2 separate regions of the Homo sapiens genome follow, and region 2 is linked to region 1. A link is an interaction called in ENCODE POLR2A ChIA-PET data of the cell type or tissue named here. Cell type or tissue: B cell. All regions are shown on one strand. Links, peaks and the distances in the headings refer to the core of each region. The heading gives the core; the rest is flanking DNA. Region 1 has its middle 19 kb from the start of RABEP1. Region 2 overlaps SCIMP (SLP adaptor and CSK interacting membrane protein).

Region 1 (8,333 bases), core at 19-8,018:
GAAAGGCTGAGGCAGGAGAATCGCTTGAACCTGGCAGGCAGAGGTTGCAGTGAGCTGAGTTTGAGCCACTGCACTCCAGCCTGGGCAACAGAGCGAGACTCCATTTCAAAAAAAAAAAAAAAAAACTTCTGTTTTTTTCAAAGCTCAATTAACAACTTTTTCTTAACTAATTTATTACTGAATTTAATGAAGGTCCATCCTCATTGGCTAAGTGATTTGCATTATGTAAACATAGAAAAATTTCATTACTGCCTTGTAGGAACTTAAATTAGAAGAAAAACCAAACTCACAGAATGCAGCGGCGGCAGCAGTAGCAGAATAATAGTATTCTGAAAAAGGGTTGGACTTACTGCCACAAAATTCTGATTATAGACTTGGCAGTCACTCATTCTCTGCGTCCAGCCTTCAGCTTTTGGAGGCTGCTTTCTTCATTTGCAAAATGGAGACTAGAAAACAACAAAACAAGACAAAACAAACAACAAACAAAAAACCACTAATGCATGAGGTCTGAAAAACAAAGGTGGGATTGCTGAGAGTGAAGGGAAGAATAATGAGCCAAGGTAAATAAAATGAGAGGTTAGGCTAATGTATACACCTCAGATTCCACCCGCTTTACTCTCTTCCATAGTCCACAACTATATGCTGGAGAATGAATTGACACTGATCACTGAAGGAAAAGCGTAGTTGCATGACGGAAAGGATGACCACAATCATCTCACCTCTCCAATTCAATAACGATCTTAAGGTGCTATCATATGCAATGAGACAAGAAAAACAAACAAGAGGTCCATTTGCTAGAAATGTAGACTCAAAATTATAAGACTCAAAACTTTAATCCAACCCTGGTTTAAAACAACAACAGCAACTATTGGTCACAATAATATTTGATAAGAAGCCTGGAGAGGAAACCTATTTTTGCCAAAATTATTTGAGAATGCAAGTGTTGTTCTGGTTGTTATCATGTTGGCAAGAGAAGGAAGAAAATGTTAGGCCAGGCACAGTGGCTCACGCCTATAATTTCAGCACTTTGGGAGGCTGAGATGGACGGATCACTTGAGCCCAGGAGTTCAAGACCAGCCTGGGCAACATGGTGAAATGCTGCCTCTATGTAAAATTTAAAAAGTAAGCTGGACATGGTGGCATGCACCTGTTATTCAGTAGGCTGAGGTGGAAGGATAGATTGAGCCTGAAGGCTGCAGTAAGCCATAATTGTGCCACTGTACTCCAGCCTGAGTGACAGAACAAGACCCTGTCTAAAAAAAGAAAGAAAAAGAAAAGGTTAGCACTGTTGGGGATTAGCCAGGTGTCACCAAAGATCTGATTTATAATTAAACTATACTTGCTTGCTTCTTTGTCACTGCGATGACAGTTCCTCTCAGCATGTTTACTCGTCTTCAGGGAGAAGGAAGTAAAGAGGCTCCAAGAGATATTAATCTGTTAGAGTCCAAGAGGTTTTTTGTTTTTGTTTAATCTCACAGGAATGCAAGCTTTAACCACGAGTTTGGGAATCATAAAACTTGTGGCCGGGCGCGGTGGCTCACGTCTGTAATCCCAGCACTTTGGGAGGCTGAGGTGGGTGGATCACAAGGTCAGGAGATCGAGACCATCCTGGCTAACACGGCGAAACCCCGTCTCTACTAAAAATACAAAAAATTAGCCAGGCGCGGTGGTGGGCGCCTGTAGTCCCAGCTACTCGGGAGGCTGAGGCAGGAGAATGGCATGAACGCAGGAGGCAGAGCTTGCAGTGAGCCGAGATCGCGCCACTGCACTCCAGCCTGGGCGACAGAGTGAGACTCCGTCTCAAAAAAAAAAAAAACAAACAAAAAACTTGTAAAATATATTTATTATGGCAAATTGTATTTGCTCATTTAGGCCCCAAAATATGCTTGTAAAAAATTGAACTTGCCCACTCAACTTGTAAATGAATTCAGTGGTTTTATGATAATTCATGTGTCATTTTATAAGGAGGTATTCACATTGCATAGACATTGATGGGCTCAGTGAATGGCTGGGATAGCTGGAGAACCAGGTTTGAGGTTATGTAGTAAAAACCACAACCAAAATTATGATGTAGAACTGGTCTGGTGAGGATATCTCTGCTGCATTCCAGAGGGGTAGGTGCTGGAATGATGCTGCTGATGGCACTGGGAACTGCAGGCCACCACTGGCACTGTTGCCACTACTGCCACCATCTCTACCGCTGCCAGTGGAGGTGTTCCACTGCTCCTGTTTATTCCTGAGCTCCAAATGCAAAATTTAAGATAGTGCATCTGATTACATACACCTAGGTCATGTGCTCAGTCCTAGCTGCAAAGAAGGTTGGGAAAGTAGGTATCTGGCAGTTTCAGCATTGATGTTGGGAGGACAGTTATGCCATTCACCAGGCCTGTTAGGATGGGGAAAGGGGTTCCAATGGGCAGATCACGAGGTCAGGAGTTCCAGACCAGCCTGACCAACATGGTGAAACCCCATCTCTACTAAAAATACAAAAATTAGCCAGGCATGGTGGTACACACCTGTAATCCCAGCTACTCAAGAGGCTGAGGCAGGATAATTGCTCGAACCCGGGAGGCGGACGTCGCAGTGAGCCGAGATCATGCCACTGCACCCCAGCCTGGGTGACAGAGTGAGACTCTGTCTCAAAAAAAAAAAAAGAAAAGAAAAAGACAGGGGTTCTGAGTGTGAGCAGCCAGTAAGAGTAATACAAGAGTAATACGAGTCTAATATATCTGGTTAAGCCCAACTATCCTTACTCTGCACCTGTGCCCAAACAAGTGAATGTCGTAAGCAAAATCACTTCTCCATGCAGATTAAATCATTTTAAATTTATGACCTCAAGTCTCAAGTGAACTGCAACACAGCCAGACTATTCTATTTCTATCCACTTTCTAATAAACTAATTTTTCTACTTTCTGAGGCACTATTTCATATTACTCCCCCCACAAATCTCCAACATTTCCTCCTCAATTCAATGGTGTTTTTGTTAGTGATCCCTAGAGAAAACAGATGCAATCAGAGGAGGTCTATTGATCTTCTCTTTCCACAAATGCAACCTTTCCACTAGTGCTCTGAATCCAATCCCCTCTCACTGACTCAGAATTTGCTCCTGTAATCTTCCCTCTTTTTATTTTTGATAGACGTCTCGCTCTGTCACCCAGGCTGGATTGCAATGGCACAATCTCGGCTTACTGCAACCTCTGTCTCCTGGGTTCAAGCGATTCTCGCACCTCAGCCTCCTGAGTACCTGGGATTACAGGTGTGTGCCACCATGCCCGGCTAATTTTTGTATTTTTAGTAGAGACAGGATTTCGCTATGTTGGCCAGGCTGGTCTCGAACTCCTGACCTCGTGATCTGCCCATCTCTGCTTCCCAAAGTGCTGGGATTACAGGCGTGAGCCACTGCGTCCGGCCAATCTTCCCTCTTTCATACTCCAGTGGATCTTTCCCATTGGTATAGAAACATATCTTAGCTGTGTGCAGTAGCTCATGCTTGTAATCTCAGTACTTTGAGAGGCCTAGTCAGGAGGATCGCTTAAGCCCAGGAGTTCGAGACCAGCCTGGCCAATGTGGTGAAACCCTGTCTCTACAAAAACTACAAATATTAGCCAGTGTAGTGGTGCGTGTCTATAGTCCCAGCTACTTGGGGGGCTGAAGTGGGAGGATCATTTGAGTCCAGGAGTGCCACTGCACTCTGGGCAACAGAGTGAGATCCTGTCTCAAAAAACAAAAAAACAAACAACAACAAAAAGATGTTTTAATATCACTCATCTCCAAAGACATAAAACAAAAACCTGCTTCAAGCCCATGTCCTCTTTCAACTCTCGACTCTGTTCTCTTTCCAAATCAACCTTGTCATTACAGTGGTCTATTCTGTTCTCATTCTTCCTCATCTGCAACTTTTTCTCAAGCCACTTCAATTGGGCTTTTGTTCTCATTATTTAATCAAGGTCTTTAATGACCTGTACATCTTGCCAAAACCAATGTTTGCTTGTTTAATTTTTCTGTTGGCATCTTATTGAACTTCTTAGCAGCATTCGAAGCAGTTGAAAACTTTGTCCTTCATGAAATACATTCTTTTTGAGCTTCCATGGCTTCAAGCCTCCCTGGTTTTTCTCCTTGTCAATCTACTTGGCTTCCCAGGACTCTGTCCTTAGCAGCCTTCTCTCCTCTATCTACATTCACTCCCTAAGTGATTTCCAGCCCCTTTGCTTAATTTACTTTTTCCATGAATTTTATCACATTTCACCTTTATCATATTTCTCTTATTTTGAAAAATCTCAAACTTAACAAAAAGTAGGAAAAATAATAACTATGAACACCCATATACTCTTCCATAAAATTCATAAATTGCTAATTTGCCAACATTTGTGCACATCCTCTTTCTTCCTTTTTTCCTCACCTCTCCCCATTGTCCCACAGAGTTTACTTTTTACTGGAACATTTGAAATCAAGTTAGTTTTTTTTTTTTTTTTTTTTTTTGAGACGGAGTCTCACTCTGTCAACCAGGCTAGAGTGCAGTGGTGCGATCTCGGCTCACTGCAAGCTCCGCCTCCTGGGTTCACGCCATTCTCCTGCCTCAGCCTCCCGAGTAGCTGGGACTACAGGTGCCTGCCACCACGCCCGGCTCATATTTTTGGTATTTTTAGTAGAGATGGGGTTTCACTGCGTTAGCCAGGATGGTCCCGATCTCCTGACCTCGTGATCTGCCCACCTCGGCCTCCAAAAGTGCTGGGATTACAGGCATGAGCCACCGCCCCCGGCCAGTTTGTTTGTTTGTTTTTTTTTCTGAGACAGAGTCTCACCCACTTCAGCCTCCCAAAGTGCTGGGATTACAGGTGCGAGCCACCATGTCCGGCCTGAAGATACTTAGTTGTCACAGCTGGAAAGGTGTTACTGGCATCCAGTGGGCAGGAGCCAGGTATACTGCTAAACATCTTACAAAGCACAGGACAGTTCCCAAAACAAAGAATGACTCAGCCCAAAATGTCAGTAGTGCTGAGGTTGAGAAAACCTAGTCCAGATTTATTTGATTGTTTGTTCATGATTAGGTTCAGATTCAACGTTTTTGGTTGAGAAAACTACCCGAATGATATTACGGCCTGTAATCCCAGCACTCTGAAAGGCCCAGGTGGGTGGATCACTTGAGCTCAGGAGTTTGAGACCAGCTTGGCGAACATGGTGAAACACTGTCTCTACTAAAAATACAAAAATTAGCCGGGCGTGGTGGCACGTGTATGTCATTCCAGTTAGGAGGTTGAGGCACGAGAATCATTTGAACCCGGGAGGTGGAGGTTGCAGTGAGCCGAGATTGTGCCACTGCACTCCAACATGGGTGACAGAGAGAGATACTGTCTTTAAAAAAAAAAAAAAAAAAAAAAAAAGCAATAGCCGAGGCCAGGCGAGGTGGCTCACACCTGTAATCCCAGCACTTCGGGAGGCCTAGGTGGGTGGATCACCTGAGGTCGGGAGTTCGAGACCAGCCTGACCAACATGGAGAAACTCCGTCTCTACTAAAAATACACAATTAGCCGGGAGTGGTGGTGGCGCAGGTCTGTAATCCCAGCTACTCGGGAGGCTGAGGCAGGAGAATCACTTCCAGCTACTCAGAAGCCTGAGGCAGGAGGTTACGGTAAGCTGAGATTGCACCACTGCACTCCAGTCTGGGTGACAGAACGAGATTCTATCGCGTTGATAATGGAGTGCCACTGCACTCCAGCCTGGGCAACAAGAGCGAAACTCCGTCTCAAAAAAAAAAAAAAAATCCCAGCTACTCGGAAGGCTGAGGCAGGAGAATCACTTGAACCCGGGAGGCGGCTGTGTCAGTAAGCCGAAATCTCACCACTGCATTCCAGCCTGGGTGACAGAGTGAGACTCCGTCTCAAAAAAAAAAAAAAAAAGAAGAAAAAAAAAGCAACAGCCTAGCAGCCACTGGAGGGGACAGTGAGAGGTGAGAGATTGGTGCCTTCTCGGGTCTTTCCTGGGCATGTGCACAGCCCTGCCCACGCATGTATCCTTCCAGTCTCAAGAATAAGTCAGAGATCATCAAACTCCTAATGCAGAGAACTGTCACTATTTGATCTATCTGTCAGCTCCCTGAAAATCTCTACTCCTAGGGCTTGTCTTTATTTGAACAGACTCAGAACAGGCTCCATGCAAACGATCCTATCCTATGGCATTTGTTGAAAAAAAAAAAAAAAAAAAAAAAAAAACAGCTGCAATTGCTTAACATTGCAGCTACCCAAGGTGGTAATGCCAGCTGGGGCTAACAAGAAGATGATCAAAGAGTTTAAAAGGAAAAGCTGGGGAATGAGATGTCCATAGAGGGCTTTGATAATCTCTGACTTATTCTTAGGACTCTAGAAGGACACATGTACACACAGGGCTGTGCACATGCCCAAGAAAGCCCTGAGAAGGCCCCAAAATCTCATCTCTGATCGGCCTTGAGGCTATGCACAAACAGGAAGTGAGGGATAGGAGAGAGTCATAAACTGTCTCCTGGAGCATTGCAGGTGTGATCCAACATACACACTGAGCCCCTTGGCAAAAGCTGTGAAGCTTATTGGTTCAAGGCAATTAAGAATATCTGGCCGGGCAAAGTAGCTCACGCCAGTAATCCCAGCACTTTGGGAGGCCGAGGAGGGCGGATCGCCTAAGGTCAGGAGTTCGAGACCGGCCTGACCAACATGGAGAAACCCTGTCTGTACAAAAAATACAAAAAAATTAGCCGGGGGTGGTGGCGCATGCCTGTAATCTCAGCTACTCGGGAGGCTGCGGCAGGAGAATAGCTTGAACCTGGGAGGCGGAGGTTGCAGTGAGCCAAGATCGCGCCACTGCACACCAGCCTGGGCGACAGAGCGAGACTCTGTCTAAAAAAAAAACAAAAAACAAAAATCCATTGTATTTTCTAGCCTGGGCAGCATGGTGAAACCCCATCTCTACAAAAAATACAAAAAGTAGCCTGATGTGGTGGCACATGCCTATAGTCCCAGCTACACAGATGGCTGAGATAGGAGGGTTGCTTGAGCCTAAGAGGTCAAGGCTGCAGTAAGCCGAGGTCACACTGCTGCACTCCAGCCTGGGCAACAGAGTGAGACTCTGTCTTTAAAGAATTTTGTTTCAGCCGGGCGCAGTGGCTCATGCCTGTAATCCCAGCACTTTGGGAGGCCGAGGTGGGCAGATCACAAGGTCAGGAGATCGAGCCCATCCTGGCTAACATGGTGAAACCCCATCTCTACTAAAAATACAAAAAAATTGCCAGGTGTGGTGGGGGGCGCCTGTAGTCCCAGCTACTCGGGAGGCTGAGGCAGGAGAATGGCGTGAACCTGGGAGGCGGAGCTTGCAGTGGGCCGAGATTGCGCCACTGCACTCCAGCCTGGGCAGCAGAGCAAGACTCCATCTCAAAAAAAAAAAAAAATCTAAAAATATAATTCAGAAATCAATTTTGTTTAAAAGGGCTGAAAACAATGAAATACTTAGGGATAAATTTAACAAAAGAAGTACCAAATCTATACTCTAAAAACAATAAAATATTGGCCAGGTGTAGTGGCTCACGCCTGTAATCCCAGCACTTTGGGAGGCCAAGGTGGGCAGATCACCTGAGGTCAGGAGTTTGAGACCAGCCTGGCTAACATGGTGAAACCCTGTTTCTACTAAAAATACAAAAATTAGCTGGGCATGGTGGCAGGCACCTGTAATCCCAGCTACTCAGGAGGCTGAGGCAGGAGAATCGCTTGAACCCGGGAGGCAGAGGTTGCAGTGAACTGAGATTGCGCCATTGCACTCCAGCTTTGGCAACAAGAGCGAAACTCTGTCTCAAAAAAAAAAACCAAACAAAAAAACTGCCGGGCACGGTAGCTCATGCCTGTAATCCCAGCACTTTGGGAGGCTGAAGTGGGCGGATCAGGAGGTCAGGAGATCAAGACCATCCTGGCCAACATGGCGAAACCCCATCTCTACTAAAAATACAAAAATTAGCTCGGCGTGGTGGCGCGTGCCTGTAATCCCAGCTACTCAGGAGGCTGAGGCAGGAAAATCACCTGAACTTGGGAGGCGGAGGTTGCAGTGAGCCAAGATCACGCCACTGCACTCCAGCCTGGCGACAGAGTGAGACTCCATCTCAAAAAAACAAACAAAAAAAGAGAAAACGTATAAAATATTGTTCAAAGAAATTTAAGACCAAAAAAATGCAAAGACACGCCATATTCATAAATTAGAAGACAATATTGTTTAATGAACAACACTCTTCAGAATGACAGATTCAACCCCAACGTTTTTCGAAGTCCTAGCTGACTTCATTGACAAGTTGATCTTTTTTTTTTTTGAGACAGTTTCCC
Region 2 (8,333 bases), core at 198-8,197, 58 kb before region 1:
TTAAAGGCTGTTAGTTTATAGTTCACTTTGTAAATGAGAGTTTATTTTTACCAGTTTAGGGCTTTTTAAAATTATTCATAGAATATTTAATTGTTCAAGTGTAGCTGATCTAAAACTTTAATGGCATTAAATTTTGGCAATGGAATATGTTGATCAGGCTGGGCGCAGTGGCTCATGCCTGTAATCCTAACACTTTGTGAGGCCGAGACAGGTGGATCACCTGAGGTCAGGAGTTCGAGACCAGCCTGACCAATATGGCGAAACCCGATCTCTACTAAAAATACAAAAATTAGCCGGACGTGGTGGTGGGAGCCTATAATCCCAGCTAGAAAAAAAGAAATACGTTGGTCAATATGAGAGGTTGAGTTTTACAGTTGAAGGGGAAGGGTGCAGCGATATTAATTGGCTGTTTCTGACAGTAGTTTGGCACATAGTTGTATGTACACTCTGCTCCAGTAAAATGAAATGCGACCACAGTCAACGGTTACCTATTTATGCTGGAGGGTGTTTGGCAATCAACTGTTAATTTAAGTGAGATTCCATTCTGCCGCTTAGCCATGGCAGAGCACACACATGTGCACTCAGGGAAAGCAGATGGAATAGGTTATAAACAGAAGCAAACTCCAATTCAGGAGACATGTTCACGCAGAAATAGTACTATGATGCAACATACATCACAAAAACAAATGGAAATTGTGTTTGTTTGTTTTTGAGATACAGTCTTGCTCTTTCGCCAGGCCAGAGTGCAGTGGCACAATCTCAGCTCACTGCAACATCCATCTCCCAGGTTCAAGCGATTCTCCTGCCTCAGCCTCCCGAGTAGCTGGGACTACAGGTGCGCACAACCACGCCAGCTAATTTTTGTATTTTTAGTAGAGACGGGGTTTCATCATCTTGGCCAGGATGGTTTCGATCTCCTGACCTTATGATCCGCCTCAGCCTCCCAAAGTACTGGGATTACAGGCGTGAGCCATGGCGCCCGGCAAGAAATTTTTTTTTAAATCTGTCTTTAGGGGATTATCTAGCTATTAGTGGGGTTAAATGAGGGAACTGTCGCCTCGGCAGAAGAGATGGTCCACTGTATTCATTTGTCATAATAACCAGACTCCTGGAGTTACTGGGTTCTAAAGTTGTTGATACAGCATGAATAGGTTTGGATGTGGAGTTCTGTATGGAGGATCCTTTCAACGGGAAGATAAACCAAAATTGTTGGTCGTAGCCTTTTGGACTACTGACTTAAGAGATTATTTGAATCTCTTTAAAGAGTCAAAATTGGCTGGGCGCGGTGGCTCATGCCTGTAATCTCAGCACTTTGGGAGGCCAGGGCAGGTGGATTGCTTGAGGTCAGGAGCTCAAGACCAGGCTGGCCAACATAGTGAAACCCCATCTCTACTAAAATACAACGATTAGCCAGGTGTGGTGGTGGGCACCTGTAATCCCAGCTACTTGGGAGGCTGAGGCAAGATAATCGCTTGAACCTGGGAGGCGGAGGTTGCAGTGAGCTGAGATCGAGCCACTACACTCTCAGCCTGGGTGACAGAATGAGGCTCTGTCTCACACACAAAATAAGCCTGTATTGTTGTAAATAGATTGTGAAGGGTGATTCTGGTGAGGGCTCAGAAGAAGAGGAGAGCTACAGAGAAAGCCTCAGTTTTCTTAGAGATTACCTAAGAGGTTGTACCAGAAGGCTAGTAGAAGTATGGATGTTAAAGGCCATTCTGATGAGGTCTCAGATGGAAATGAAGAACATGTTATTGGAAACTGGCAGAAAAATGATCCTGATTATCTGGCAAAGAATGTGGCTGAATTGTATGTCCTAGTGTTTTATGGAAGGTAGAAATTCTGAGTGATGAAATAGGATATTCGGTGGAAAAAATATCTGAGTAAAGTGTTGAGAGTGCGGCAAAGCTTCTCTTGAATGCCTGTAGTAAAATGCTAGCAGAGAGAAACCAATTAAAGATGGTCTTTCTTTCTCTTTCTCTCTCTCTCTCTCTTTCTCTCTCTCTCTCTCTTTCTTTCTGAGACAGAGTTTTGCTCTTTTTGCCCAGGCTGGAGTGCAGTGGCGCGATCTTGGCTCACTGCAACCTCCACCTCCTGGGTTCAAGTGATTCTCCTGCCTCAGCCTCCTGAGTAGCTGGGATTACAGGTTTGTGCCACGACGCCTGGCTAATTCTGTATTTTTAGTAGAGACGGGGTTTCACCATGTTAGCCAGGCTGGTCTCGAACTTCTAACCTCAGGCGATGTGCCCTTCTCAGCCTCCCAAAATGCTGGGATGACAGGCATGAGCCACCGCCCCCGGCCAAAGATGTTATTTATGATTTAAAAAGCAGCAGAATTTAAATATTTAGAAATTTACCAACCTGCCCATGTTGTAAAGAATGAAAAAGCTTGTTGAAGAGAAAACACCAAGAATGTGACCAAGGAAACTTTTGATAAGGAGGTTAGTGTGGGGAGATGGAAGCCAGATGCTCAGCATCACAGCGAAGAAGGACCCTGAAACCATTCCGAAGATCTTTAGAGGCTGCCCTGCCCATCACAGGCCCAGAAAACTAGGACCTTGAAGTCAAAGCGATTTCAAGGCTCTGCTCCCTGCATTCTGGTGCAGGGCTCCTGGCATACCCTAGCTGTGACTCAAGTGGGCCCAGCTGTGACTCAGGCCATCCCTCTGGGAGGCATAGACAGTAAAGCATGGTGGTGTCCAAGCAGTTTTATCTCCACAGCTGCGCAAAGTGCATGGGCTGTGAGGGCATTGCTACCTCTACCTAGATTTCAAAGGATTCCTGGGGGAATCTTGAGGCCCAGACGGAGCACCGCCAAAGGGGCAGGGCCACTGCGGAGAGCCCCCACTAGGGCAATGCCCAGCACAGCCATGGGGACGGGGGTGCCTCCAAGACCCCAGAATGTTAGGGCCACCAGCGTGCAACTCCAGCCTGGGAAAGCTGCAGGTCCGAGACTCCAACTCATGAAAGCTGCAGAGTGGGCTGTGCCCAGCAAAGCCATGGGGGGGCCGCCCCGAGTCTTGGAGGCCCAACCCCCATCCCAATATCTGGGGGGTAGGACGTCAAGTCAAACATTATTCTCAAACCTTAAGACTTAATGTTGTTTGCCATGTTGAGTTTCGGACTTACTTGGGACCCATCACCCCTTTCTTCTTTCCTATTTCTCCCTTTTGGAATGGAAATTTCTATCCTATGTCAGTCCCACCATTGTATTTTGGAAGCATACTTACATTGTATAAGTAGTTTGATTTCACAGGCTCATAATTGGAGAGCAATTTGCCTCAGGATGAATCATATCTTGACTTTTGCCCAGACTTGGAATGAGTCAACATTTAGTTGAGATGTTGACTTAGACTTTAAAGCTGTTATTGGAATGAGTTAAGACTTTTAGGGCTATTGGGATGGAATAAATCTATTTTGCATTTGAGAAGGACATGGATTTTGTGAGGTCATGGGCAGAATGCTATGGTCTATGTTTGTGTCCCCACAGAATTCGTATGTTGAAATCTAACCCCCAAGATGATGGTATTAAGAAGCAGGGTGTTTGGGGTGATTAGATCATGAGGGCCCTGCCCTCATGAATGGGATGAATGCCCTTATGAAAGAGGACCCAGGCTGGGTGCGGTGGCTCATACCTGTAATCCCAGCATTTAGGGAGGCTGAGACAAGAGGATTATTTGAGTCCAGGAGTTCAAGACCAGCCTGGGCAACATAGTGAGACTCCATCTTTACCAAAAAAAAGGAAGAAAGAAAGAAAAAAAATAGGCCGGGCGCGGTGACTCATGCCTGTAATCCCAGCATTTTGGGAGGCCGAGGCAGGTGGATCATGAGGTCAGGAGATCAGGACCATCCTGGCTAACATGGTGAAACCCTGTCTCTACTAAAAAAATGCAAAAAAATTATCCAGTTGTGGTGGCAGGTGCCTGTAGTCCCAGCTACTTGGGCGGCTGAAGCAGGAGAATGGTGTGAACCCAGGAGGTGGAGCTTGCAGTGAGCTGAGATCATGCCACTGCACTCCAGACTGGGCGACAGAGCAAGACTCCGTCTCAAAAAAAAAAAAAAAAAAACAGCCAGGTGTGGTGGCATGTGCCTGTAGTTCCAGCTACTCAGGAGGCTGAGGTGAGAGGATCACCTGAACCCAGGAGTTTGAGGCTGCAGTGAGCTATGATTGTGCTGCTGCACTCCAGCCTGGGTGACAAAGTAAGACTCTGTCTCAAAAAATAAAATAATATAAAAGAGGCCCCAGAAAGCTGTCTTCCCCTTCTATCATGTGAAGACACGGTGAGAAGGTGTGAAGCACAGAGTGAGCCCTCACCAAACACCAAATCTGCTGGCGCCTTGATCTTGGACTCCCCAGCCTCCAGAACTCTCAGCAACATTTCTGTTTTTAACAAATTATCCAGTCTAAGGAATTTTGTTATAGTAGACCAAATGGACTAAAACCCTGGGTATGTGGACCACTCCAGGCCAATGAGACATTAGGGAAAGTTGCTGGGGGCTCACCTCCCTAATAAAACGATACAGCCAGGCGCGGTGGCTCACATCTGTAATCCCAGCATGTTGGTAGGCTGAGGCAGGTGGATCATGAGGTCAAGAGATCAAGATCATCCTGGCCAACATGGTGAAACCCTGTCTCTACTAAAAATACAAAAATTAGCTGGGTGTGGTGGTCCCAGCTACTCAGGAGGCTTAGGCAGGAGAATCGCTTGAACCCAGGAGGCAGAGGTTGCAGTGAGCCAAGGTCGCACCACTGCACTCCAGCCTGGTGACAGAATGAGACTCCATCTCAAAAAAAAAAAAAAAAAAGATACATGTTAGTAATGCACATTTTCTTTCTAACTTTGAATGTTATCATGTACAGATGCTTGGAGCTGTGGCAGCTATTTTGCCACCATGAGGATAAGGCTAAGCAATTTGAAATTAGTCCACACCCCTAAATTATGGAGCTGCTGAATTCTGGAGTGTTTACCTCTAGACTTCTTGCTTTGTGAAATTATAAACTCCTCATTGTGTAAGTTATCTTTAGTTGGATAGTCTGTTCTTTGCAGCCTAAAGCATCCTATCGAATACACATGATTTGTAAAATTTGTTGTTGGTAATACCAGTGCATTTCCTGAAAACAATCTTGTTTGTATTGCAAAGAAGATCAGATAGTAATTATTATAAGGAAAACTATAATCCACTGATTTGTGGTATGAGTAAAGCATCAGTTCTTTTTTTTTTTTCAAGACAGAGTCACTCTATCGCCCAGGCTGGGGCACAGTGGTGCGATTTCGGCTCACTGCAACCTCCACCTTCCAGCTTCAAGTGATTCTCCTGTCTCAGCTTCCTGAGTAGCTGGGATTACAGGCGCCCGCCACCATGCCCAGCTAATTTTAGTATTTTTAGTAGAGATGGGGTTTCACTATGTTGGCCAGGCTAGTCTCAAACTCCTGACCTCAAGTGATCCGCCTGCCTTGGCCTCCTAAAGTGCTGAGATTACAGGCATGAGCCACCGCACCTGGCCAAGCATCAGTTCTTAAAACAGTTAAGGTGGCAGAACAGGAGTTCTTTCAAAATGATGATTTTCAGTATTTGTGGGTATTTCAACATCATCATAGTCATCTTCAGGTTCAATATAGCTCAGGATGGAAACTATCTCCTTATTTCTTTTTTTTTTTTTTTTGAGACAGAGTCTCACTGTTGCCCAGGCTGGAGTGCAATGTCATGATCTTGGCTCATTGCAACTCTGCCTCCCAGATTCAAGCAATTCTCCTGCCTCAGCTTCCCAAGTAGCTGGAATTACAGGTGCCCGCCACCATGCCCGGCTAATTTTTTGTATTGTTAGTAGACACGGGGTTTCACCATCTTGGCCAGGCTGGTCTCGAACTCCTGACCCCCGGTGATCCACCTGCCTCGGCCTCCCAAAGTGCTGGGATTCCAGGCGTGAGTCACTGCGCCCAGCCCTTATTTCTAACTTTATTTATTGATGAGTATGTATTCAATAGGTAACTTGGGGATTCCTGTGGTGCTGGACTATACAAAAAGATCCTATTAAATCTTGATATATTTAAATCTCATCCAAACTGGTAACAATTTCCCTAGTAGAAAACTTGGCTTTATTATACGTTCCCAGTATAAAATCTCAGCCAAATTACACATGTCCAGAGGAAAAAAAATTGTTTTGTCAAACCAATTGGTAGATTTTCCATGAATGTTCAACAGTCAATAAATATTGCCTACCATGTGCCAGGTTTTGTGCTGGACATTGGGAATACAGCACTGAGACAATTTCCATCCCAAAGGAGCCCCCAGATTAGAAAGGAGGATGGAAAGTAACCAGGTAATTATAATTATAATATATAATAATTATAATACAAAGGGAGAAGTATTTCCATAGGGCCAAGTATGGGAGCTGTGAGAGCTCAGAGTTCATTGATTCATTCATTCAACCCAGTTGATTATTCAACATATTTATTGAGCATCTACAATGTACCTGGGCACTGTGCTAGGAACAGGGAAAACAGTAGAGGAAAGAAGGACACATTCCCTGCCCTCATGTTGCTTTGGGTCTAGTGGAGGAGAGAGACAGATAAGCAATAATTATAACATGCTAATGCTATGAAAGGAGAGCATCCAGGAGGCACCAACCCAAGTTGGGTCATGAGGAAAGGGTAGCCAAGATGAAATGGGAAGGATCCAAAGGTGGGGAAGAATGTTTCATACAGAGGAATAGCGCTGTGCACAGGGCAAGAGGGACCATAGTGAAGGTCATTTTATTTTATTATTATTATTTTTTTTTTGAGATGGAGTCTTGCTCTGTCACCCAGGCTAGAGTGCAGTGGTGCAACCTAGGCTCACTGCAACCTCTGCCTCCCAGGTTCAGGTGATTCTCCTGCCTCAGCCTCCCGAGTAGCTGGGATTACAGGCATGTGCCACCACACCCGGCTGCGTTTTGTATTTTTAGTAGAGACGGGGTTTCACCATCTTGGCTAGGCTGGTCTCAAACTCCTGACCTCATGATTCACCCACCTCGGCCTCCCAAAGTGCTGGGATTACAGGTGTGAGCCACTGCGCCCGGCCTGTGAAGGTCATTTTAAGTGGCTGGAGCAAAAAACTTGGGCAGAGTGGAGGTTGCAAGGGGGTTGGGGGAGAAGAGTTTGGCAAAAGATAATCAGTGACCAGATCCTGACAAATCTTGTAAGCCATGTTAAAGAGTTTGGTCTTTTTCTGGGGTTAACGGGCAAAGAGAAGATTTAAGCAAAGGAATGAAGTGGTCAGATGTTCACTTTAGGAAGTCACTGGGTGCCATGTAGAAAGTGGACGGCAGGTGAGGTGCCAGAGGCAGGGGAGCAGTCAGGGGGCTGTTGATATTCTCCTGGCAAGCGCTGGCAATTGTCTGACCTCAGAACAGTGACGGAGAGACGTGGACTCATTGGAGAACCACGTGGGAGGCACAAGTAACATGGGGAGCTCTGGAAACAAAGCAGTGTGGGGAGAAGGATACTAGTTTCTGACTTCAGCAACTAAGAAGATAGTAGAGCACAAGACATTTGGGACTGGAGGTAGGTCATCAGTTCCTTTTGGTGTTTGCTGAACTTGAGGGGGTGTGTGGGGCAGTCACAACGAGATGTCTTAGAGGCAACCCAGCTGGGGAGAAAGAGCTCAGCTGAAGTCAGAATAGAGGGGGCAGCTGGGCGTGGTGGCTCACACTTGTAATCCCAGCACTTTGGGAGGCTGAGGCAAGCGGATCACTTGAGGTCAGGAGTTCAAGACCAGCCTGGCCAGCATGGTGAAACCCCGTCTCTACTAAAAACAAACAGAAAATTAGCCGGGTGCAGGCGTGTTGGCACACACCTGTAATCCCAGCTACTCAGGAGGCTGAGGCAGGAGAATCGCTTGAACTTGGGAGGGGGAGGTTGCAGTGAGCTGAGATTGTGCCACTACACTCCAGCGTGAGTGACAGAATGAGACTCAGTCTCAAAAAAAAAAAAAAGGAGGGGCCCACTGAGCTCATGGACATTGGTGAGATCACTCGTGAGTGTTGGAGGCAGATGGGCAGAGACACAGGGACAGAACCTGAGGAAGACCAGCATTGAAGAGATGCTTCAGAAAGAGTGGGTGGCCCCAAAATGAGACGGAGACAGGAGGAGAACCAGGAGAGGGTGGCGTCCCAGAAACCAAGGAAGAATCAACATTTGTCTGGCATTTGTTTTTAACTTTTGTCATAGTCATGGAGGGTTTACAGAACATTTATAAGACGAAAGCATGTGTTTGAAACACTCCAATCCTTTGGCTTATTTTTGTTCTATAATTTGGGAAGAGTCCTCTCTTTGGCTGGTGGGATACCAGAG

The links. Peaks named below come from ENCODE experiments on the same cell type or tissue, not always from the same donor. Only the 100,000 strongest peaks of a DNase experiment are listed, where the experiment ranks them.
Region 2: POLR2A ChIA-PET joins it to region 1 with 6 read pairs; 5 of 35 experiments call an interaction of 5 or more read pairs at or near these places.

Annotation. Positions count from the first base shown.
Region 1 is chr17:5,258,686-5,267,018 of GRCh38, forward strand. No RefSeq gene overlaps it. Among named protein-coding and RNA genes, the nearest start is that of RABEP1, 19 kb to the right of the region's middle. In B cell, for the core only: no CTCF peak of the experiment used is centred there; no DNase peak of the experiment used is centred there.
Region 2 is chr17:5,200,744-5,209,076 of GRCh38, forward strand. It overlaps SCIMP (SLP adaptor and CSK interacting membrane protein), which reads right to left. Exons shown (of 5, transcript NM_207103.3): 5 at 8,177-8,333. All of the region lies in intron 1 of ZNF594-DT (ZNF594 divergent transcript), which reads left to right. Among named protein-coding and RNA genes, the nearest start is that of ZNF594-DT, 13 kb to the left of the region's middle. RefSeq lists a silencer at 7,686-7,865. In B cell, for the core only: no CTCF peak of the experiment used is centred there; no DNase peak of the experiment used is centred there; H3K27ac peaks cover 5,384 bases.